3 separate regions of the Homo sapiens genome follow, and regions 2 and 3 are each linked to region 1. The links are chromatin loops, found by intact Hi-C in ENCODE. Cell type or tissue: GM12878. All regions are shown on one strand.

The links. A loop is a pair of places that touch in the nucleus more often than their neighbours do. Peaks named below come from ENCODE experiments on the same cell type or tissue, not always from the same donor. Only the 100,000 strongest peaks of a DNase experiment are listed, where the experiment ranks them.
Region 2: it touches region 1 in a loop (2.5-fold over the local background); 3 of 110 quality-filtered maps call a loop at or near these places.
Region 3: a loop joins it to region 1, with 18 times the contacts of the local background. A loop is called at or near these places in 2 of 110 quality-filtered maps.

What each region holds. Positions count from the first base shown.
Region 1 is chr10:74,735,949-74,743,948 of GRCh38, forward strand. It overlaps the pseudogene FAM32CP. Among named protein-coding and RNA genes, the nearest start is that of KAT6B, 87 kb to the right of the region's middle. RefSeq lists an enhancer at 3,373-3,462. In GM12878, CTCF peaks have their summits at 2,352 (motif pointing left) and 3,118; DNase peaks (open chromatin) are centred at 2,303 and 3,273; H3K4me3 peaks cover 297 bases; H3K27ac peaks cover 1,966 bases.
Region 2 is chr10:74,673,729-74,681,728 of GRCh38, forward strand. All of the region lies in intron 10 of ADK (adenosine kinase), which reads left to right. Among named protein-coding and RNA genes, the nearest start is that of ADK-AS1, 150 kb to the left of the region's middle. In GM12878, no CTCF peak of the experiment used is centred here; a DNase peak (open chromatin) is centred at 4,463; H3K4me3 peaks cover 476 bases; H3K27ac peaks cover 3,350 bases.
Region 3 is chr10:74,415,811-74,423,810 of GRCh38, forward strand. The region is part of intron 6 of ADK (adenosine kinase); the gene reads left to right. It also overlaps the pseudogene RAB5CP1. Among named protein-coding and RNA genes, the nearest start is that of ADK-AS1, 110 kb to the right of the region's middle. RefSeq lists an enhancer at 2,197-3,432. In GM12878, a CTCF peak has its summit at 4,238 (motif pointing right); a DNase peak (open chromatin) is centred at 4,401.

The DNA.
Region 1 (8,000 bases):
GGTGAGGATGTGAAGGAATTAGAATTCCCATTCACTGCGGGTGAGGATATATAATGGCACAGCCATTTCAAAAGCAGTTTGGAAGTTTCTTAAATGCTTAATATTAATATAGCTATCACGTAACAGAAACATTCCACTCAGATATTTACCCAAGAAAAATGAAATATATGTCTGCAAAAGACTTGTGCATGAGCGTTCATAGCAGCTTCATTTGGAATAGCCCTAGATTGGAAACAACCCAAATGTCCACCAACAGGGGAATGAGTAAGCAAATTGTGGTATATACATTCAATGGAATATTACCCATCAATAAAAAGGAATGGATTATTGAGACAGTCAACATCTTAGGTGAATCTTAAAATAATTACACTCAGTGGAAAAAGCCAGACAAAGAGGAAACACACAGCTAGACCAAAAAAAATACTATAGGATTGCATTTATTTAAAACTTTAGAAAATGCATACTAAACCATAATGACAGAAAGAACAGTGATTACTTGGAAATAATGGAATGATGGAGTGGGGAGAGATGGTCCATTTGGAGACAATTTTTTGTATATGAGATAGACATGATACAGATTGTGAGACCTGAGTTTAAGTATTTGCTGTTGTTGTCATTTTGCATAGGACTATCCAAATGGTGCTGGTACAATTGTTTTCCTATGCAAAACAACAACAGTAACAACAAATACTCAAATTCAGGTCTCACAATTGTATCATGAGATATGGGAAGAATGAATTTCAGAGGGGTACAAGGAAAATTTTTGGAGTGATAGATGACTTTGAAGTGATTGTGGTGATGGTTTTATGAGTGTATTCATAAGCCAAAACTTACCAAATCATACACTTAATATATGTGCATTTTATTGTATGTCAATCACATGTTAATGAAGCCATTTTTAAAATTACGTATGTGTTGATCATGTAAAATGGTGCAGCCACTTTGGCAAACAGTTGAGCGGTTCCTCAGAAAGCTAAATGTGGAGTTGCCATCTAACCCAGAAATTCCACCTTTCCATATCGGCTCAGAAGAAATAAAAACATATGTGCATACTCAGAAATAAACTCGTGCATGAATCTCCATAATAGCCTTTTTTTTTTTTGAGACGGAGTCTCACTCTGTCACCCAGGCTAGAGTGAAATGGTGCAATCTCGGCTCACTGCAACCTCCGTCTCCTGGGTTCAAGCAATTCTCCTGCCTCAGTCTCCTGAGTAGCTGGGATTACAGGCATGTGCCACCACACCAGGCTACTTTTGCATTTTTAGTAGAGATGGGGTTTCTCCATGTTGGTCAGGCTGGTCTCGAACTTCTGACCTCAGATGATCCACCCGCTTCAGCCTCCCAAAGTGCTGGGATTACAGGCATGAGCCACCATGTCCGGCCTGAATATTTGCTCATTTTAAACATAGGACAAATGTGGTGGCCAGGCATGGTGGCTCACACCTGTAATCACAGCACTGTGGGAGGCCGAGACAGGTGAATTGCTTGAGCCCAGGAGTTCAAGACCAGCCCAGGCAACATGGTGAAACACTGTCTCTACAAAAAATACAAAAATTAGCCAGATGTGGTGGCATGCGCCTGTAGTCCCAGCTACTCAGGAGGCTGAAGTGGGAGGATCACCTGAGCCCAGGAGGTTGAGGCTGCAGTGAGCTGTGATTGCACCAGTACCCTCCAGACTGGGCAACAGATCAAGACTCTGTCTCAAAAAAAAAAAAAAAAAAATACACACACACACACACACACACACACACACACACACACACACACACAGTGATTTTTTTGATGCCATGCTTTTTTTTTTTTTTTTTTTTTTGAGACGGAGTTTCGCTCTTGTTGCCCAGGCTAGAGATCTCAGCTAACTGCAACCTCTGCCTTCCGGGTTCAAGCAATTGTCCTGCCTCAGCCTCCCTAGTAGCTGGGATTACACGCACCTGCCACCATGCCCAGCTAATTTTTTGTATGTTTAGTAGAGACGGGGTTCACCATGTTGGCCAAGCTGGTCTCGATCTCCTGACCTCGGGCAATCGATCCGCCTCAGCCTCCCAAAGTTCTGGGATTACAGGTGTGAGCCACCATGCCCAGCTGATGCCATGCTTTCTTAAAATATCATGTGTAAAAGCTTTTAAATAGTCTATTTACAGTTGCTAAGTAATATTTAAGTTCTCTAAAGTCAACTTGAATGTACAAATTACTTTCAAGTCTTGGACAGTTTTTGCCTGTGAGGACTTCCCCATAATCACTAAGAACCTCAGCCCTACTCTGCCCTTGACCTCAGAGTTTCCTTGCCCTCTTGTCGGATTGCTGCCTTGAGAAAGTTCAGACAGAAGCAAGCTTTCTAATCAAGTGCCACCTAATGGTGTGTCAAAATTTGGCTGCCTCAAGTCTTAAATGCACAAATGAATTTTACTGAGTTTGAGGCCAGAATCAAGGACTTATGGTTAGAGGCTGAATGCATGATGGCTGTGTGAATTTGGGGCCTGATGGTGTCTGGCAGTTCATTTTTTCCAAAAGGATGGAGCTGTCTTCTATTTCCTCTTAAATGGAAAAAATTGGCCAGGCAAGTTGGCTCATGCCAGTAATCCCAACACTTTGGCTGGAGGATTGCTTGAGCCCAGGAATTCAAGACTAGCCTGGGCAACATAGGGAGACCCCATCTCTACAAAAAATACAAAAATTAGCCAGGCGTGGTGGCATGTGCCTGTATTAGTCCTAGCTCCTTGGGAGGCTGAGGTGGGAGGGTCTCTTGAGCTTGGAAGGAAGAGGTTGCAGTGAGCCGTGATAAGGAAGAGGTTGCAGTGAGCCGTGATTGCACCACTGCACTCCAGATGGGTGACAGAGGGAAATCCTGTCTCAAAAATAAAATAAAAACATAAAGGGAAAAAAATTATCCTAAAATATTCTATATGGAAAACAAAGAGATAAAAGCTCTGACAGGCATAATGGTCCCACAAAGATCCATGTCCCAATCCCTGCAACCTGTAAGTACATTATGTAACATGCAAAAGGGCCATTGCAGATGTAATTAAGGTGACAGTTCTTAAAATACAGAGATTATTCTGGGTGATCCAGTGAGCCCAGTCTAATCATGTGAGCCTTTAAAAGCAGAGAACTTTCTCCTGCAGGAGGCAGGAGAGATAAGGCAGAAGTCAGAGAGATTCAACGCTTGAGAAGGAGTTAGTGAGCCTTTGCTGGCTTTGAAGGTGAAGGGGCAACGTGACCAGGCGCACAGGAAACCTCAAGAGGCTCAAGGCCAACAGAAAGGAAACGGGACCTCAGCCCTAGCACCACAAGGAGCTGAATTTGACCAACAGCCTGAATAAGCTTGTTAGCAGTTTCCTTCCCAGAGCCTCCAGGAAGTAACAAAGCCCTGCTGCCACCTTGATTTCAGCATTTAGAGACCCTAAGGACAGTACCTTGCCAAGCCCACCCACCAGACTTCTGACTACAGAACTGTGAGAGGCCAGGCGCGGTGGCTCACGTCTGTAACCCCCACATTTTGGGAGGACAAAGCGGGGGAGTAACTTGAGGTCAGGAGTTTGAAACCAGCCTGGGCAACCTGTCTCTATTTATAAAAATCGTTTGTGCGTGTAGAACTGTGAGATAATAAATGGGTGCTGTTTTAAGCTACTAAGTTTGTGGCAATCTGTTACACAGCAATAGAAAACTAATATATGAGCTGCTTGCAAGTAGAGACCCCATGTACTTAAAAGGTTCTCAGATAAGTAAGAGGAATGATTCTTAAATTTTAAAGTTGGGGCTGGGCACGGTGGCTCACATCTGTAATTCCAGCACTTTGGAAGGCTGAGGGAGACAGATCACTTGAGCCCAGAGGTTCAAGACCAGCCTGGCCAACATGGCTAAACCCCGTCTCTGCAAAAAATACAAAAATTAGCCAGGCGTGGTGGTGTACACCTGTAACCTCAGCTACTCTGGGGGCTGAGGCAGGAGGATTGGTTGAACCCCAGAGGCAGAGGTCGCAGTGAGCCAAGATTGCACCACTGCACTCCAGCCTGGGCGACAGAGTGAGAACTGGTCTTGAAAAAAAAAAAATTGGAAGACACATTTAGGGATATAAATAAAAACATGATGGGAGGTATTATATTAGATCACAGAATCAGGACTTTGGGGCTCACATGTTGGCCCTGATGTTGCACTCTGCCGTGGACATGGAACTGGCCTGACAGATTCAGCTATAGTTATAGAAATTCAGAAAGACACAAAGGCTGAAGACAAGTGGGAGATATGGAGCTCTTATTTGTGTCGGCTATCTGCAGGTTCTGTGAGACGGGAACAGTAATGGTGCTGTGTTTTGCCCTCAGCTTGCTGTCACTGGAGTTTTCTACCTACCTTGTACAAAGCCAATCCGTTATCCCCTGCCTCGCAGCATCAGTCCAGTCCTGCACTCGCCAGGAGTATCAAACAGCTGGAAGATGAGGGCACACTTTTCCTCCCTGGGAAAAAAGTCAGTCCTTTCAAGAAGTGAACATACAAGGCCGCTGGTCCCCTTTGAGGGGACAGGACCAAAACAAGAAAGTCATGTCTTGTCATCTGGTGTCTTGTTGTGTAAACCTCCATTCTATCCCATTTCCATAAATTCTTTCAAAGGTTTGAGATGTAGGACAACTGGGGCCTTTTCTCAGTTCGAGTCTTCTAGTTTGAACATTATAATTTAATGTGATTGTTAAGGAGTAAGAATGAAACAATTCCAATGCTACATAAAATAGAGAAATAACGGAAAGTTTCCAGTTTACTTCACAAGCTAACATAACCCTTCCACCAAAACCAGATACATGCACACGTGCGCAAACACACACACACACACACACACACACACCTCAAGCCAGACAGCTTAGTCTCACTTAGGCTATTTATATGGAATTTATAAACACACATCCTAAATGGAATACTAGCAAATTTAATTCATTAGTACAATATACTAAAATAATATTTCATACCCAAGCAGAACCTGTTCCAGAAATGCAAGGATGATCAATATTTTAGAAATGATCAATAGTATATATAGACCGTGTCTGTTTTGTACACTAGTATGGTCCTTGTGTCTGGCACAGTGCCTGGCACACAGTAGCATATAAGTATTTGTTGAGTGACTGAATATTACTATTAATAAGCAGTTCGAAAATAAAATAAGAAGAAAAAGATCTGATGCAAGTACAAATTATAGCAAATATACACGTGTTTGTGTGTTATGTATGTATACACACATCATACATATTCCATACATATACATCTATGTATACATGTATATATGTGTATATGTGTATATATGTATGCATATATACATAAATACATATACATGTGTATATGCATACATATGTGTATATACACATGTGTGCATGCATACGTGTATGTATGTGTATATATGCATATGCACATACATGTGTGCATATGTGTGTATATACATATGTACATGCACATATACATGCATGCACACGCATGTATATGTGTGTATATGCACACACACATATTTCACCCAAGAATAAACTTTTAAAAATGTATATAAGATCTGAATGAAGAATAGAGCAAAAGTTTGCCAAGGTACATAACAGAAGATAAATAAATGCGCAACATGTCACATACCTGTGTGAGAAAAGGCAATAATAAAAGATGTCAGTTCTTTTCAAACTAATTAATAAATGAAATGCAGTGTCCATTAAAATCTCAAAGAGATTTTGGGAGAGACGAGTCAGTAAATTGTTGCAGAAGAAAAGAAATATGAGGGGATTTTGCATAATTATTAAAATCTGTCATAAAACCACAGTAATTAAAACAGATTTGGCATAGAATAGACAGATCAGTAAAATAAAATTTAAAACCTGGAAACAGACTCACATATACACCAGTATTTTGCATATGATAAAGTTAGCATTTAAAATCAGAGAAGGGAAATATTATGCAAGCAAATCATGCTGGAATATTGGTTTCTGTTGGGGAAAATTAAGCTGGAGTCCCCACTGCATGCCAATCATCAAGGTAAAGTTCCAAATAGATCAGTTATTTTTTTAAATACTATAAACAGAATAATGAGAAAATATAGAAAGTGTTTCTATAATCTTGAGTGGTAAAGATTTTTCAAAGCATAATACCTAAAGAAAAATATAAGAGATGCATAGATTTGCCTACATAAAAATTTAAAACTTAAATTTGATTTTTTAAAAAATAACAAGGCAAACCACAAACAGGGACAAGATGTTGGCAGCGTAAAAGATTGACAAAATATTAATAGCCTTAATTTTATTTTATTTTTTATTTTTTTGAGTCGGAGTTTTGTTCCTGTCGCCCAGGCTGGAGTGCAGTGGCACCATCTCGGCTCACTGCAACTTCTGCCTCCAAGGTTCAAGCGATTCTCCTGCCTCGGCCTCCCGAGTAGCCGGGATTACAGGCATGCACCACCACGCCTGGCTAATTTTTGTATTTTTAGTAGAGACTGGGTTTCCCCATGTTGGCCAGGCTGGTTTTGAACTCCTGACCTCCGGTGATCCACCTATCTTGGCCTCCCAAAATTGTGGGATTATAGGTGTGAGCCACCACGCCTGGCCTAATATCCTTAATTTAGAAAACACCCTTGCAAAGCAGAAGGAAAAAGGCATACATTCCATTTGGAAAATGGAAAAAAGGCAATTCACAAAAGAAGAATATGAATAAAAAAGAAATGTTTCTTTTTTTTTTTTTTTTTTCTGAGACAGGGTCTCACTCTGTTGCCCAGACTAGAGTACAGTGGCTCCATCTTGGCTCGCTGCAACCTCTGCCTCCCAGGCTCAAGCAATTCTCCTGCCTCAGCCGCCCAAGTAGATTACACCGTGTGCCACCACACCCGGCTAATTTTTGTATTTTTGGTAGAGACGGGGTTTCACCATGTTTGCCAGGCTGGTCTTGAACTCCTGACCTAAATGTTCCACCCACCTCAGCCTCCCAAAGTTCTGGGATTATAGGCATGAGCCACCACACCCTGCTGAAAGGTTTACTTTCAATAATAAACACAGAAATGCAGATAAAGTAGAAAAAAAATAAATACCTTTTAATATCTCCTGGGTTACCAACAATTTACTTTTTTGTGTGTCTTTTTTTTTTTTTTTCCTTTTTGTGGAGAATTGGGGTCTCACCATGTTGCCCAGGTAGGTCTCAAATTCCTGGACTCAAACTAGCCTCCTGCCTCTGCCTCCCTAAGTGCTGGGATTACAGGCGAGAGCCACTGTGCCTGGTCAGATTATCAACAATTTAAATAATGATAACATAAGCACTGTAAACAAAGACTTCATATATGTAGAAGACAGTCAAGGCTTTAAAAATATGACCTGGAAATACTGTGTGTAGAATTGTTTCTTTTTTCTTTTTTTCAATAACTGGTTTTTGCTTTATTCTGTAGTTCACATAGGACAATCCCAAATTCCACACTTGGTTTCTCTCTTCCGTCTTTGTTATTCTTTCAATGTCTATGTCAACAGAGACTGTTTCTCCCAATAGCATATGCAGCCTCATCCAGGACACACAGGCCCTCAAAGATCCTAGCCCTCTAGCACTGCCACCTGGGCCTCCCAGGTGACCGCACCCATGCCTGTGCTGGGGCTCTGCCCTGGTCCTGTCACCCTGAGGTGTCCTTAGGGCGGGAATGCCAAACAGGCTCCATGTGATGTACCAACTCTGAGTAAATACAAGAGGCTGCCTGGGGCTGAGGGTTGAGAGACAGTCTGTGTCCGGCTTCCATTACAAAGAATGCTGTGATCCATGAGCAATGCCTGCCATGACAATACCCGTTAGAGGTACCTGGAAGGGTGTGGGGTTTGGAGGGAATGGGCTCAGAAAGGGACAAGGTGTGTAGCCCATCCTTGCCTTAGGTAGTTGTTCTGCTACCCAGGCTGTGCCGTCCCACCGGCCAGGTGGCTGAGGAGGAAGTCAAGCCCGCAAAGTTGCAAGTGGCTTCCCCGGGGCCTGCAGGGAACAGCATAAGCTCCAAGCTGGATGGAGTTTCGAAGGGTGCACAC
Region 2 (8,000 bases), 62 kb before region 1:
TCCGGCATCCAGGATAAATGAGGTCACACAAACGAGTTGGAGATGGTAAATGCAGGGGATTTTATTGCCGATGAAAGTGGCTCTCAACAGGAAGGGGAGCTGAAAGGGGGATGAAGCAGGAAGATAATCCCCTGGAGTCCGGTCATCCCCAGCCAGACTCCTCTCCAAAGCTATGCCATCAAGCTGTCCCTCTGAAGTCAAGCCGCTTCTCTCCGATGTCCAACCGTGGTCTACAACATCCAGCTGCTTCTCCTCTTCTTTCTCTGTTGGCTGAGCCTGGGGTTTTTATGGGCACAGGATTGTGGGTGGGGTGGGCCATGGGTGATTTTGGAAAAGGCAACATTTGAGCAGGAAAACAAGGATGTAAGTTCTCACTTTGGGCCATGGTATTAGGCTTTTTGGCTTTAGGATGGGGCGCTCACCAGAGACCTACCCTCTTCTGCCCAGAAATTTGCCTGCCTCCTGTCCCTATCAATAGCACCCATCTAACAACTGATGCATCTATCTTACAACAGAAATGGTCTTGTTAGTTGGAAATACTAAAAGATCCATTGGTTAAAACCCCCTGCTCCCTCTCCACACCAGCAGGAGCCTTTCTACTGGGATTGGAAATAACAGCTGTTGGCTTGACACAGTGGCTCACACCTGAAATCCTAGCACTTTGAGAGGCCAAGGCAGGCGGATCACTTGAGGCCAGGAATTTGAGACCAGCCTGACCAACATGGCGAAACTCTGTCTCTACTAAAAATACAGAAAATTAGCTGGTCATGGTAACATGCACTTGTAGTCCCAGCTACTCAGGAGGCTGAGGCCCTGCCCGTATGGAAAAATTAACAAAATGGATCAAAGACTTAAATGTAAGTACTAAATCAGCCAGGTGTGGTGGCTCATGCCTGTAATCCCAGCACTTTGGGAGGCCGAAGCATGTGGATCACTTGAGGCCAGGAGTTTGAGACCAGCCTGGCCAACATGGTGAAACCCCATCTCTACTAAAAATAGAAAAATTAGCCGGGCATGGCGTTGCATGCCTGAAGTCCCAGCAACTTGGGTGGCTGAGGCAGGAGATTCACTTGAACCCAGGAGGCAGAGGTTGCAGTGAGTCAAGATCTTGCTACTGCACTCCAGCCTGGGTGACAGAGTGAGACCCTGTCTCAAAAAAATTAATTAATTAATTAATAAAATAATTGTCGTTGACTCCTTCCACCTTGGGAATGAATCTCAGGCAGTGGCAACTTTTACATTTACTATGTAGTTTATTTTTCTTCGCTTCATTGCCCAATTAACATATCTTCTTTCTGATTGACACATTCTATATTTGGATGGTTAATATATTCATCCTGTAACTTTCAAGTTTTGCTGGCCTAAGAGTATTTCTGTCTTTTGTGACTTTGCATATCTATATTTTAGTCCACTTTGTGGTAATTTAACTCTCTGAAGGACAATAATTTTCTTTGCATAAATTTCAAGTTTTGGATAAAGTATCACTCCAGCTACCATGTGCTAATTATCTATATCAGTACCAGAGTGCCATGTGTTCCTTTAGCCAGCTAAAAAGATATATGACTACATCATGGATTTTCATGTATAATTTAAAAATGAGTAACCCAAATGTACATAAATTAAATTAAATTAAATTCGTAGTTCCATCTCACGGGTTTAGTGACAGTAACAAATCCCTCCAGCCTCTACAAGCATCGCTCCTTGTTCTATTTGGAGGTCTTAAGCACTTTGTGATATTTGTTCTTTATTTGTCACTGCCCAGCCCTGATAGAACTAATCTTTTCACATTCTTCCTCAAAAGCCCAAGTGCTAGGATTGTACTCTTGGAAATGGATACAATTCTATAATCTCTAAGTATGATTTCCTAATTTCCTAGGTCAGGAAAAAATTTCTTCCTGTTGTCCTGCTGTGCTTTGTCACAGCAGGTCTACCTTTTCATTTGGAACCCTCTTTGTCACTGCCATAGTAACAAATGGAAACATTGAGAACATTTTGTGACAGGCACTGTCATTGTTCCCAGTGAAATCTCTTCCCCTGTGTCTTCCCAGTAAATGAAACTGAGAAGAAAAATCATAACAAATAACATGAAAGAGGACCTAATCAATATGTTCCCACTGGGCTGTCAATACCAGCCTGTGTTAATCTAATATGATTTAGTCATATGTTTTATGGCAGCTGTGGGAATATGGACAGGACCTACAAATCATCTTTAGACTGAAAGTGAGTACACCTTTGACAGATTATGTGTAGGCACTTATATACAACTCTCAGATAAAAGACTAGAGACTTCACCCAAGAACCAACATTCTTAGAATTAAAAAAAAAAAAAAACACCTTCATTAAGTATGGTTAAAAGCCACGTATAGATTAGAAGATTTTACTTTGTTGGTTTTTTTTGTTTTGTTTTCGTTTTTGTTTTGAGATGGAGTCTTGCTCTGTCGCCCAGGCTGGAGTGCAGTGACAGAATCTCGGCTCACTACAACCTCTGCCTTTCAGGTTCAAGTGATTCTCCTGCCTCAGCCTCCCAAATAGCTAGAATTACAGGCATCCGCCATCACGCCTGGCTAATTTTTGTATTTTTAGTAGAGATGGAGTTTTGCCATGTTGGCCAGGCTGGTCTCGAACTCCTGACCTCAGGTGATCCACCTGCCTCAGCCTCCCAAAGTGCTGGATTTACAGGTATGAGCCACTGCACCTGGCCAGAATATTTTATTTGGAATGATAATAAAGTAACTGTGCTGACTCATAATACTTTTTTTGGAGGGGGAGATGGGGTCTCACTCTGTCACCTAGGCTGGAGTGCAACAGCACAATCATAGCTCACTGCAGCCTCAAACTCCTGGGCTCAAGCCATCCTCCCACCTCAGTCTCCCGAGTAGCTGGGACTACAGGGTTTTTAAAAAATGTTTTTGTAGAGACAGAGTCTCACTCTGTTACCCAGTCTGGTCTTAAACTCTTGGCCTCAAGCAGTCCTCCTGCCTAGGACTCCCAAAGTGCTGGATTACAATTGATTAAAATGACAATTCATTTGGGATTACAGACATGAGCCACCACCCCCAGCCAGAATACTCTTTATTTTAAAAATCCTCACAACAGCTTCAGCAGAGAAAATGTATTACCCTTAAAAATATTACCTATAATATGCAAATGACTCTGAAAACCACTCAGCAATCACAATGCAAATAATTCTCCTATTTCCCATCTAATAAAAAGGAACACTAATTACATTCTCTAGGCTGGGAGCAGTGGCTCACACCTGTAATCCCAGCACTTTGGGAGGCCAAGGCAGGTGGACAGCTTGAGCTCGGCAGTTCAAGACCAGCCTGGACAACGTGGCAAAACCCCATTTCTACCAAAAATAAAAAAATTAGCTGGGCATGGTGGCATAAGCCTGTGGTTCCAGCTACTCCGGAGGCTGAGGTGGGAGGATTGCTGGAGCCTGGGAGGTCGAAGCTGCAGTGAGCTGTGATTGCACCCCTGCACTCCAGGCTGGGTGACAGAGCAAGACCCTGTCTCAAAAACAAACAAAAAACAATTTCATTCTCTAATTCATGTTTAGAAAAGAACATTGGTTTACAAAAAATTTTTAAAGAGTTTTTTCAGAACAAGGATGCCACTTCCTCTTCATGTGGCACCTATCTATACTTCTGAGAACCATGAAGACTCTCTAATTATCTTCATATTTTCTATCCTCACCTTGTTTCTTTGGTCCCAAACATTTATAGCTTCCTTCCCCATTCTTCTTAATTGCTGCTTCATTGTGCTATGCATAGAAGTGGTGCAGAATTCTTGGGATTTGTTTTTTCTACACTACCCCCTTCCTTTGCTCTCCATCTCAGAAGACTAGAAGACAACTTGGTAAGTGTTGAATATATTGTTTCTCAGACTTCTTCACTCAAAAACCAAAACCTTCATATGACCCACATCTGCTGAGGATTTACTTGATGGTGACCAAGATGACAGCTGCCCACTGCTAAACAACCCAATGTCAACAACTCTTTTTCTTGTCTTTCTGCTCTAATGGGACATCTTCTCTGTTTTATTTCTTGAACAGAAATTTTTCTTAAAACCATCAAATGAACAGTGAAATTGGCTTGGTCATTAGGAATATGAAACAGACCAGGCATGGTGGCTCACACCTGTAATCCCAACACTTTGGGAGGCAGAGGCAGGAGGATCACATGAGGCCGGGATTTCAAGACCAGCCTGCACAGCACAGTGAGACCCCAGTCTCTACAAAAAAAAAAAAAAAAAAAAAAAAAAATAGCCAGGCAGGGTGGCATGTGCCTGTAGTCCCAACTACTCAAGAAGCTGAGGTGGGAGGATAGCTTGAGCCCAAAAGGTTGAGGCTGCAGTGAGCTGAGGTCACGCCACTGCACTACAGTCTGGGCAACAGGGGGAGACCCTGTCTCTACAAAAAAAAAAAAAAAAAGGATATGAAACATTCACCACAGATAGTAGTTCAGGTTCATGCAACAGAAAGCAAGAGAGAGCTATACCCTTGCACAGTGATAGGATGCTTTATTACATGCCACACTAGTGTTATACATCCAGAGTCTTAGTCAAGCTGAAGCTAGACCAGCACCAAATTTCATAAACACTGTCTATGATTATTTGAGCCTTCGTTAGTTAAAAAAATGTAAAGATTATCCTCTCCAGCCATGATTTAAAAAAAGAGAGAGAGAAATCACTTTGTTCATGTGAAATACAGGATGATTTTAGAGTGAAGCCTGTAATTTCTCATCAACGCAAATGTTCCCTCAAAGACCTAATATCCTGAATGGCCTTCATCTAGAAGCAATTGTAAATAGATAATGGAATTGAAAGGAGTTTATCTTCTGGGAATGTGGATAAGACACAGACAGTCTGAACCATGTAGGCTATCAGACTCCAAAGCTCAGATGTGAAACTTAGGTTTCTTATATTTGATGATTATTGAGAAATATTTATTCTAAGAAAATGATGTTGATATGGAAATTTTTATTTAGTTGCAGAGGTCCACAGGAAATGTAGTAAGTAAAATTTCTGAAGTTCATTTTCTTAAACAGAATTGTGACATAACAAAATATATGTGTGTTAGTTCCCTGACCTAGAATATTGGTGAGCCAATTGGAAGTAATTTGAATCCTAAAATTCTCTCAGCTGCTATTAAATGAATCTGGTCAATTTTACCTGTCTGATACATCCAACATGTATCAGTTAGCTTTTACTGCATAACTAACCACTTTCAAAACCTAGTTACCTAAAATAACAACTCATTTATTTAGCTCCACAAATCTGTGGGTTGACAGCTGGGCCTGTGCTTACCTGGACAGTTCCTCTGGCCTTAGAGTGTTGAGAGATTAAGTAATTTGCCCAAGGTCATATTGAAAGCTAAGATTCAAACTCAAAATTTGGCCTCAAAGTTCTTAGCCCTAGCCATTTTGCTATACTCCCTTTTATTACTACAACATCTTAGCTTCCTCTCTAAAGGAGGAGAAATAGCCAAAGTGGTTTTATAAACACTGGTCTGTCGACTGGTACCAGTCTATGACATAAGAGTTTTCATCAGTCAGTATCAAAATGTAAAAAGGCAGGGGCAAGAAAGTAAATTTCCATAAAACTAAATGTATTCAGTTTTAAATCTTGCCCTTCCTACTTTGAGGGAGTTCAGTTTTCTTTCTTTATGAATAATGTTGGTAATAGTGGATTTTTTAAAAATGTTCTTATCTAGCAGAATTAAAGTTTGCCAGCTCTGTGTTTATCCCTAAAATCTTTTGGGCAAGTTTCAATGTTCTGTGAAATCCCAAAGTCTGGGATTCACTGATCAACCATATTTTTTCATAAATTCTACAAAATTATTTGGCCTTTTTTTTTTAATGCCAGTAAAAAATTACTGATGACGTGAATGCCATTCATGTTGGGCTTTTCTAATATCTGGCCCACTTCTTCATATAAAGAAGATGAGTATAGGCCAGGCGCAGGGGCTCACACCTGTAATCCCAGCACTTTGGGAGGCTGAGACAGGTGGATCACTTGAGGTCAGGAGTTCGAGACCAGCCTGACCAACATGATGAAACCCTATCTCTACTAAAATACAAAAATTAGCAAGGTGTGGTGGTGGGTGCCTATAATCCCAGCTACTCAGGCTGAGGCTGGAGAATCGCTTGAACCCAGGAGGCGGAGGTTGCAGTGAGCTGGGATGGCACCACCACACTCTAGCCTGGGCGACACAGCAAGACTCCATCCCAAAAAACAAAATAAAAAGTAAAGAAGACAAGTATAGAACTGTAAGTTCTATACTTACTGTAAACAGATGAGTACAGGCCGGGCACGGTGGCTCACGCCTGTAATCCCAGCACTTTGGGAGGCCAAGACGGGCAGATCACGAGGTCAGGAGATCGAGACCATCCTGGCTAACAAGGTGAAACCCCGTCTCTACTAAAAATACAAAAAAATTAGCTGAGTGTGGTGGCAGACGCCTGTAGTCCCAGCTACTCGGGAGGCTGAGGCAGGAGAATGGCGTGAACCTGGGAGGCAGAGCTTGCAGTGAGCCGAGATCGCACCACTGCACTCCAGCCTGGGCGACAGAGCAAGACTCCATCTCAAGAAAAAAAAAAAAAAAATGATGAGTACAGAGCAATAAGTATAATATGATGTGATTTGTATTTTGTTAAAAATGGTCTTATGTGTGTATGTTGTAGGTATACTTATAAAAGCATATAAAAGTTCCAGGAAGAAACACTCCAAACAGCTAACAGTGGATGTACTGGGAGGTGGCTGAATGAAATAATCACTTTCTACTCTGTATGTCTGAATTTTTTTTTTTTTACAATGTGCCCTTATTGGCTTTGTAATTAGTGTAATCTTTAAATAAATAAAATCACATGTGTGTAGCACTGATGCAGAGCCTAGCCAACCTTAGTACCTAGCAGAAATCTTCACTGTGGTAAATAAGTCATCAGACACAGCATTTCAAACTATACGATAATTTACATAAAACATAACCTCTGATGTTTTAAGGCTACTTATCAGCAAAGGTCTGAATAAAACAAAATTAGCAGCATGATTGTCAAATTAACAGCTACTCTCTCTTCAGATATATAAGTTCTGAAACCAGGGGTATAAACACAGGCTTTTAATTTATTTTTCATTTAATTATCCAATTAACGTTGACATTTTATAGAATTTAGATATATTTCTAGCCCACAAAGTAAATGGCAAATTAAAAACTGATTTCTGTCATCAAATGCTCTTAAAATTTTAGAACCATCATGCTATGAGAAATTTTCAGTTGATCAAATGTAGGTTTTTGAATTGAGTTAAATAATAACAAAATGATCCTTCTTATGAATTAGGGCATAAGCACAGCTTCACATAAACAATGTTACCATCATCTTATCCCAGCAGCTATTACTTTGCCCCATTGAATCTTTTGTTTTTAACTATATCATTTAGAGTGTTTGTGCTGAAAGGAAAATTTTAAAAAATCATATTTTCTGGTTTTCAGTTTCCAGTAGTGAAACTCTTTTCAAATGAGATCTTATCTGAATCAGAATGAAATGAACCCACAAAAATTAAAAATTAAAAATGTTTTTAAGAAAGAATGAAATGAGATTAAACAAACTCCCATTTGTCCCTATCCACATTTTATTTGGTGGCTCATGATGTCACGTAGGAAAACCATGACCTATTCAAAAGCCCCTATTTGATGAATGAAGAAAGTAAGGCCCAAAGAAAGGTAAGATGAGTTGTCCAAGGGAGTTAATTGCAAATACGAGACAAGAAGCCAGATTACTGAATTCATGAAGCAGCAGTTACTTGTGTTCATAATCCAAATGAAAGTTGTCAGTTAAGGCTGAGCGCAGCAGCTCATGCCTGTAATCTCAGCACTTTAAGAGGCCGAGGTGGACAAATCACTTGAGGTCAGGAGTTCGAGACCACCGGCCAACACAACATGGTGAAACCCCGCCTCTACTAAAAACACAAAAAATTAGCCAAGCCTGATGGCGGGCACCTGT
Region 3 (8,000 bases), 320 kb before region 1:
TCTAGTTATTATGACTACAAATGATGCAATTGTTCCTGATTACACAAATAATGTATTTATGTCTTTATTGTTGGCATGTAATGGAAGACATAATAAGTCTGCTTTGATCTCTTGCTCTTACCTATTTCTCTATTGCAAGTGTTATAAAGAGTCTTTTAAGCTTTTGCTCATATATATAAATATATATATACATACATTTATATATACACACACATACATATATACACACACACACACACACACACACACACACACATATATGTAATGCTACCGTGTTTGAGGGTCATGAGGGTCAGTTTTTTGAAATACCAGTTTTTTTCTGATTTAGGTGGATGACATGGTACGTGAAGCTTAAAAAAAAATTTGGTAAATTGGTATGAAAAAATGAGAGGACAACGTTTTTCCTTTCTGGTACTTAGCAGGAAGGCAAGTTCTTGTATGAACCCATATTTCCTGTTACCCATTTTCAGACCAATATTGGTTTCTCATCTATATAATAGGGATCTTTTGACTCTAACCTCTTAAATCTATCATGTGTTTTCTTTCTTCACCTTGGAAATAGCTTCTTGAAGCCCCAGACTTCTAGAGCACATTCATATTAACTAACATTGTCCTGGTTTACTAGTTAGGGATATTAGTAAATCCTAAATAGTTGAAGACGTTCTGAAAGATATATTGCTGCTTTTTAAAAATTTATTTATCTTGTTCTCTATACGGATTTCTGGCACAAGGTTGGTTTTTGTTTTTGTTTTTGTTTCTGTTTTTTTTTTGTCAATTGTGGTAAGTCCATGGATGCTTTTCTCTATAACTTTCCCATTTTCCCTTATCACACCGTCACTGCAAACATCTAATTTCTGTCCAGTCTCTCAACTCTTTTCAGCTCTGCTGTCCTAACTAATCATTTTTTGTATTCATCTTTCAAAGTATTTGTTTCTGTCTTCATTCTATAAGTAACAAGATTATTTAAGGTTATTTTGTATTACAGAAATAGTAAAAATCAAATAAAATATCAAATGTAGAATAGTCCACCAAAAATATTTTATTTCATCTTTTCCAGAGAGGTACACATATAATAAAGTAAATGAGCATTATATATTTTATTATTAATCCTCAATAATATATTTTTCACAGGTATGTTGCTTCTTGTAAGTTTACCTTTTTTAATGTGAAAACTACAATAAACTAAATTAAATTTTAAAAATATTTTACTTACTAAAGTCAACTGATGTTTTCCTGGTAGATTGATAGGCTTCTTGTGGTAGCTTTTAATCATTTGCAAGTTTTGAGCCCATTTCTAAAACTTTTCTCATTGTAAATATGTATTTCCTTTCTTATATTAACTGAGAATTTGTTTTTATAAAAATAAAGTGGGGAATCAGACTCAAGGTGAAATGTTGTAGACTTAGTGCCAGCAATAAGCAGAATTATTTAAAATCATTCAAATATCTTTAATTCCCTTGTTGTCTTTTTCAAAAACTGTACATTTTAACTACATTAATATAACGGAAGACTTTTTAAGGCTTAGTTTTCCTTTATAGATATTCCCTAATTTCATTTTTATTTCAGTCTGTCAGGGTTGTGAATGTGATGTTTTAAGGTACACTGTAGTGTTTTCACATCCTCAGATGAACTGAATTGGGACAATACTTTGTAGGAAGTTTTTTAATATAGTATGTAGACACATTGGTAAAAATCAGTATGTCCACTGGCTTATTAGTTTCACAGATGCTTCCATAATTCTTAGTGTACTCTTGGGTATTTTAAATTATCATTTCCTGACAGCAATCCTGAAACATGCCAGTCTTTTAAAGCCTTATTTCTGAGAACTAAAGCAAGGCATCAGCGAACCATATCTGACATGCCATGTTAATTTCCATAACTATCATTTCTGGGAGGTGGTAGGATTTCTAAGGCATGGAGAATCTCAGTAAATCTACTTTAAAAAAAAAAAAAGCAAAATATCTGTTTTATTACTGGGTTTCCATTCACGAGCCCTGACTGCTTCATTCCCACTTAAATAATTTCAAAAATAGTGATAAGCATATTTTTTCTCTTATAGATTATTAAATATTTACTCACGTGCACAATATATCAAAACATATTTTGAATTCTATATTCTTAGTGTTGGGTGTTCATGTTGTGAATGAAAACCTCATTCTGTTATCTCATAGCATATTTATATATACAAATAATTTTTGCCTTAAGTAGGAAAGAAACAGCTAAAAGATACATAGGTTATTTTGCTTTTTAAAATTTTAGCAAACTATTCTGTGAATCTTTTGTGTGTTTGGGGCTGTTTGTAGAGGAAAATTTCATCAAGCAACATTTTGGGAACATTGGCCTTTTGTACTCTTTCCTAAATAAACAGAAACTTGTACTCCCCAAAATAAAATGTTTCTTTGTATATTGTTACCTGCAAGTTATTGATAATGGAAGGAACACCTTTTCAATCCTTAGTCCCCTTTCCCCCAACACAGCTTTTAGATTGTCGATAAACTTCCCAGCTCAGTAATTAACTGAGCTCAGTCATTGCACCCTGTATCATGTGATTTTTTTTTCCAGTGGAATACATTATTAGAGCACTTACACAGCCAGTCTAGCTGCAGCAGCCCAGGCGGCAACAGCAGTGCCATTTTTCACAAAGAAAATGTTGAACAGGAGCCAAATGTTTGGTGGCAGTCTGTTGCTAGGAAATCAAGGTCCTGAGGCGATTAATGACAAAGCAAGCAATAACAAGAAGGCAGAATTACAGATTTAAAAGAGAAAAAAGTGGTTGGTGTTATAATTACCCAAAGAAATCCGCACTCATTAAATTGGCTGTTTTTATGATTGACTTTAATTGGAGGTTAGCTCAGATATTTAGCTCCTTTCCCACCCCTTTAAACACACACAGGCACATAATCTGTAGAACTGCAGACTTGTTTTTCTAAGCATTGAGAGGAGCTTGCCCTGTAATTTGATCCCCACTGACAGATGCATTTTCTATGCTGCCATTTTGAATTAACCTATTGTAGAACAATTTTCTTCAGCCCTGTTGAATAAAACATCCAGTCTGATTACCTCCGATGGATTTGATAGAGTAAAAGAATGTACTTCTCATTGAAGTAGATTGTTTGCATGGACTCTACTGATTGTGAACTCTGCCAGTAAGCACAATCATTTGTAATAAATTTTCAAAGAAATTTGTGAGGAAAAGGTAATGAGAGTCACCCTTTTATAGTTTAATGTTTGGCACCTCCATCAAAATAATATAATTCTTATAAGACAGTGTTATTTTTCCAGTAAGCTTTTCACGTGGTTTTAGAAAAAATTTCTGAATCTTCATTTGGACTATTCATATATTTAGGAATAGAGTCTTGTATTTACACTCTAAAATGACCATTCTTCCTCCCCAACAACAGTATTTTAGTGCAAGACTCAATATGCAAAGCACTCTATTGCAAAAATATTTTTGGTATGTACAATATTTAAAGTGATTTTAAGATTGGCCTATTTCAGTCTTTGAAGTATTTCCCCCCCCCAAAAATCCCTTATTTAAATTTTTTAGGGTGTGATAAAGCATATTACTAGAAAAGCATCAATCGGTCTTTCAGGTACAATACCAGAGGAACCATCACAGTTTATTTACCTTTCAGAAGCTTTAAAAATAAAGTTACATGATGCCTCTGCTCTCCAGATTTCTAATCAAACCCTGGAACAAAAGAGCCAAGCACATTCTATCTGACAATGCACACACTGCTAATCAGATGCCAATGCCAAGCTGTCTGCTTTGTTAAATACTTAGCTTCCTAGAGGCAGGAAGACAGCTGCTATAAGTATGATGAAATTTTGTAGTTCAATCTATTTTTGCTACCCTTGGGCTACCAAGATACTGTTAATTTAGACCACCCCAATTGGTACATTTTAGGGAGTTTTTTAAAGAGTTTGTAATTAAAATGATAAAACATCGTTATTACATTGAAGACCTTCTGTAAGTTTTACATTTGGCAGATACCTACTGAGATAACCCCAGCATGTAATTTACAATGATGTAATGGTTGTAATTGCATTTTAGAAAAAAAGAACTATAGGAGGCAAGTGCTTCCATTAGAAGAGTTTTTAAATCTGCTTCTGTTTCATTTAAATCTACTTCTATCCCCAAATTACTTACTTATAATTGACTAGAGCAGCTATAAACCTTAAGATGCTATCTGAATATTTTTAAAAAGTTATCACCCCAGACACTGCCACCAGGGGGAGGAAGCTAAAATCTTAAAGTTCTTAACTGATGATGATACTGCCAGTAGGTAGATTATATTGCTTAGCCCTACATAGTTAACTACTTCCTCCAGATAATACCGCCTTTTGGGACATGATTCTCACAACCTGTAATATGTGATACCTGTAGACTTAGCACACTATTAATTGTAAATAAAATGGAAACTTTCGTACTCTGGTGGTTGGGGTCAGGAAGGGGAAAGAGGAAGTACAAATAAGCAACCTGGACATTTTTATTGTTTTTCTCTTATCTGTTAGTCTACTTGAAGAGCTATCCTTGAAAGTGAGTGCTTTAGATCTATGAAACTGGGCAGCTATCATAGCACATCTATTAAGATCTAATAATCACATAATTAATGTAGCAAAATGAATAGACTGTAAGGTAGTTTTCTATTTTTTGTTACTACACTGTGGTTTTGTTTTTAATAAATAGTTTTGGCTTTATTTTAAACAATTAAAAATTCAAAATATTTTTATGACCAAAGCTTGTAGGTTCTATCCCTGGAAAATATTTTATAAATGCAGAAAATAGTTGCTTAGGATTGGAATCCAACTCTGTTTACCATGAACAACTTAAAAGTTGATCTCATAATCTTGCATGTTGTGGAATAATACCACGAAAAAGTTAATTAAAGAATTTAGATGTTTGTTCTCCTGTCTAGAACTCAATAACTTTTAAGTAGTAACTCTCCCTACAGTTTAACTGTTAAACAGTAACTCTTCTGACAGTTTTAGGTTTTATTCTGTGAAGACTCATGATTTTTAATTTTTGCATCTTAATTTTTCAGTTATTTCAGGTATTGAAATTACAAACGACGGGAAAGAAAAGTGGTTGACTAAAAAGGGGATACAAAAGGCAATTTTTAGGGCGATGTACTGTTCTGTATGGTACTGTGGTGGTGGATACATGATACTATGCATTTGTTAAAGCCCAAAGAACTGTACATCACAAAGGGTTAATTTTAATGTATGCAGGTTTTTTAAATGTTAGGGATTTCAGGATAGAATGCAAGCTGTAACAAATGAATCTAATTGTATTACAAATGTATGGCATAACTTCACTGAATGGGTGGGGGAAAAGGAGCTGACCTAAGTAACTTTGGAAAATGGTGTTTTGATTGGACAATGTAAAGCTAAAGACTAAGGAACACTATAGAAACACTCTATTCTAGTTGGTAAATTTGTTTCTCATAACGGTATGGGTGAACAGTTCTGAACCTCTTTACATGTATCCTGGGGTTGAACAAATAAGTAAATGGATGATGAATGGTGGAAGCTAGGTTTCTCACTGTCAGGAAGGGATGTTACAGATAAATAAACAAGAGGGGAGAGCCAGAATGAAACCTGTGGTACTGGATTAGAGTTGGAGATATAAGTATTTACTCATGTTTAGCTTAATATATGCAGATGGATAGATGCAGAAATAATTATAGATGCATGTGTATATGTGGATTAGTATACATGCATATGTTTCCTAGCTGTGTTTACTGAGAAGGCCTAGAAGCAGTGATATCCCAGTAGCCACAAACACATCTAACGCTCACATCCTGGTTTGTAAATCCTATTCTCCAATAAAAGGATCCAGGACTCCTTTTAAATATGACTGATTCTGGGGCTGGTGATGGGAAAATACAACATAAGCATGGAATATCTTGTAGTGCCAGAAGGCAAGAGATTTCTTAAAAATAATAAAGATTAAGCATGCCAAAAGGGACACATGAGCCAATGTGAAAGAACTCCGAGTGGCCGTAGCTGGAATAATTAGAGCAACAAAATAAAACATGTAGCATTGGATTAAGGATAAATTATTGAGTAAATATACATGAGTTCACAGTGTTATGTATAAATTGTATAAATAAGTAAATGGAGGAGAAGAGATAAATCTCCCTGACAGAAGAATTCCAAATAACATATTGCCCCCTCCAGAAGGGGGATCCTACTTCCCTTCTCCTTGAGAGTATGAGCTGGATTGAGTGAGTCATATCCAAAAATTGAGTTTGGAAGACAGCGAAATACTGACTTGACTATTTCCATTGGAGAAAGCTGGTAAACAACTATGTTAACTAAGTGATCAAGGTTAACATCACAAATGGGAAGTCATGCTGATGTGAAGAGGTGGAAACTTCATCTCTCTGATATTCTTTCCCTAAACCTGTAGCCTCAATCTAATCATTAGGAAAACATCAGACAAATCCCAACTGATGGACATTCTACCACATAAGTTGAGCATTCCTGAAAACTGTCAAGGTTGTGAACAATGAAGAAAGACTATGAACATCTCACTGACAAGAAGAGACTACAGAGTCATGACAACTAAATGTTACATAGTTTCCTGGATCAGGTCCAGAATAGAAATAGGATATTAGTGTAAAAACTGGTGAAATCTAAATAAAGTCTTGACTTTAGTCAATAATCCACCAACATTGGTTTCTTGGTTTGGCCAAATGTACCACAGTAATGTAAGATGCTAAGATAGTGACATTAGAACAAATTGGATGAGGGGTACATAGGAAGTCTGTATATTAAACTTGCAATTTTTCTGTATATCTAAGTTCCCAAATATAAAATAAATTTATTTGAGGTTGATCAATGGGCTGACTATATTGACAAGATACTGATAGGTTACATGTTGAAGAAAACATACAATATAAAATAGAGAAAAAGTCAGTTCCATCCCTTCCCACTCCCCCTTTACCTACCTGCTCCCCAGTACTCATCATTGTGATTTAGTCAGAACAGGGTTTAGTGCCAGAGGTCAGGGTGACTGAGGGTGGAGGAGTTGTGAGCAATGGGTTCATGGCTGTCACAATAATGCTGTGGCAATTCTATGGTTTCCCAGCTGGGAGTTAGGAGTGGGGAGGGGGCTGCAGCCTGATGACAGCCAGCTGAAGGAAGAGCTACCTCTCCCTTCCCTAGCTGCTCATCACCTGAACCCAAGACCACGCCAAACAAGATATGGATGTAGATGCTCTTGCTGAGTCTGTTCCGCAAGAGGGAAAGAAAGGGTAGCTGCTCCAAACACGCCGTCCTCATATACAAGGGTGAGGGGAACAGAAGCATGTGGCTGCTACCAGCAAAGGAAAAGTAGGAGAGCAATAGAAAGGGGAGGAAATGGGAAGAGCAGAAAATCAATATTATTTAAAAAGTGACCTAAGACTTAAAATTGAATTAGTATTTGTACAGAAAGATGCAGGTGGAATAACTCACTCTGGCCTGTGATCAAAATTATATGGAGAAATCATGGTGGGCCCCTTCCTCTGTCCCCAGTGGTGGCACCAGTTGCTGAGTGTGATTAGTTAGAATGGATTCCAGTCTAGTCGTTCAGGCAGAGGAAGTAGTTGCAGTGGGCAGGCAAGAGGGGCTCAGTTGCTGCAGCACTGGCTCTTGCTGGCTGGGTGGTTCTTCTGGAGGTCCGTACCTCAGTTTTGGCCTGGAGCACCAGGTGCACTCTGGGGCTTATTAGGAATCTTCTTAGCTCTCGCCGTGTAAACTTCATTCACGTTCATTGCAGTCTTTACTGATGTCTCCATAGTCAACTGTCGTCGTCTGCATAGTCCTGTGCTTCGTGGAATTCTGGGGCTTTCTTGCTGGCCAGGTCTGCCTTGTTACCCACAAGTACAGTGACAATGTTGGGGCTGGCCTGCCTCTCTAGCTCCTTCACCCATTTCTTGGCTGGTGCAAATGTATCTTTTTTGGTGATTTCATAGTACATGGGGGCTGGGCTATGATACCGCTCCTGTCCA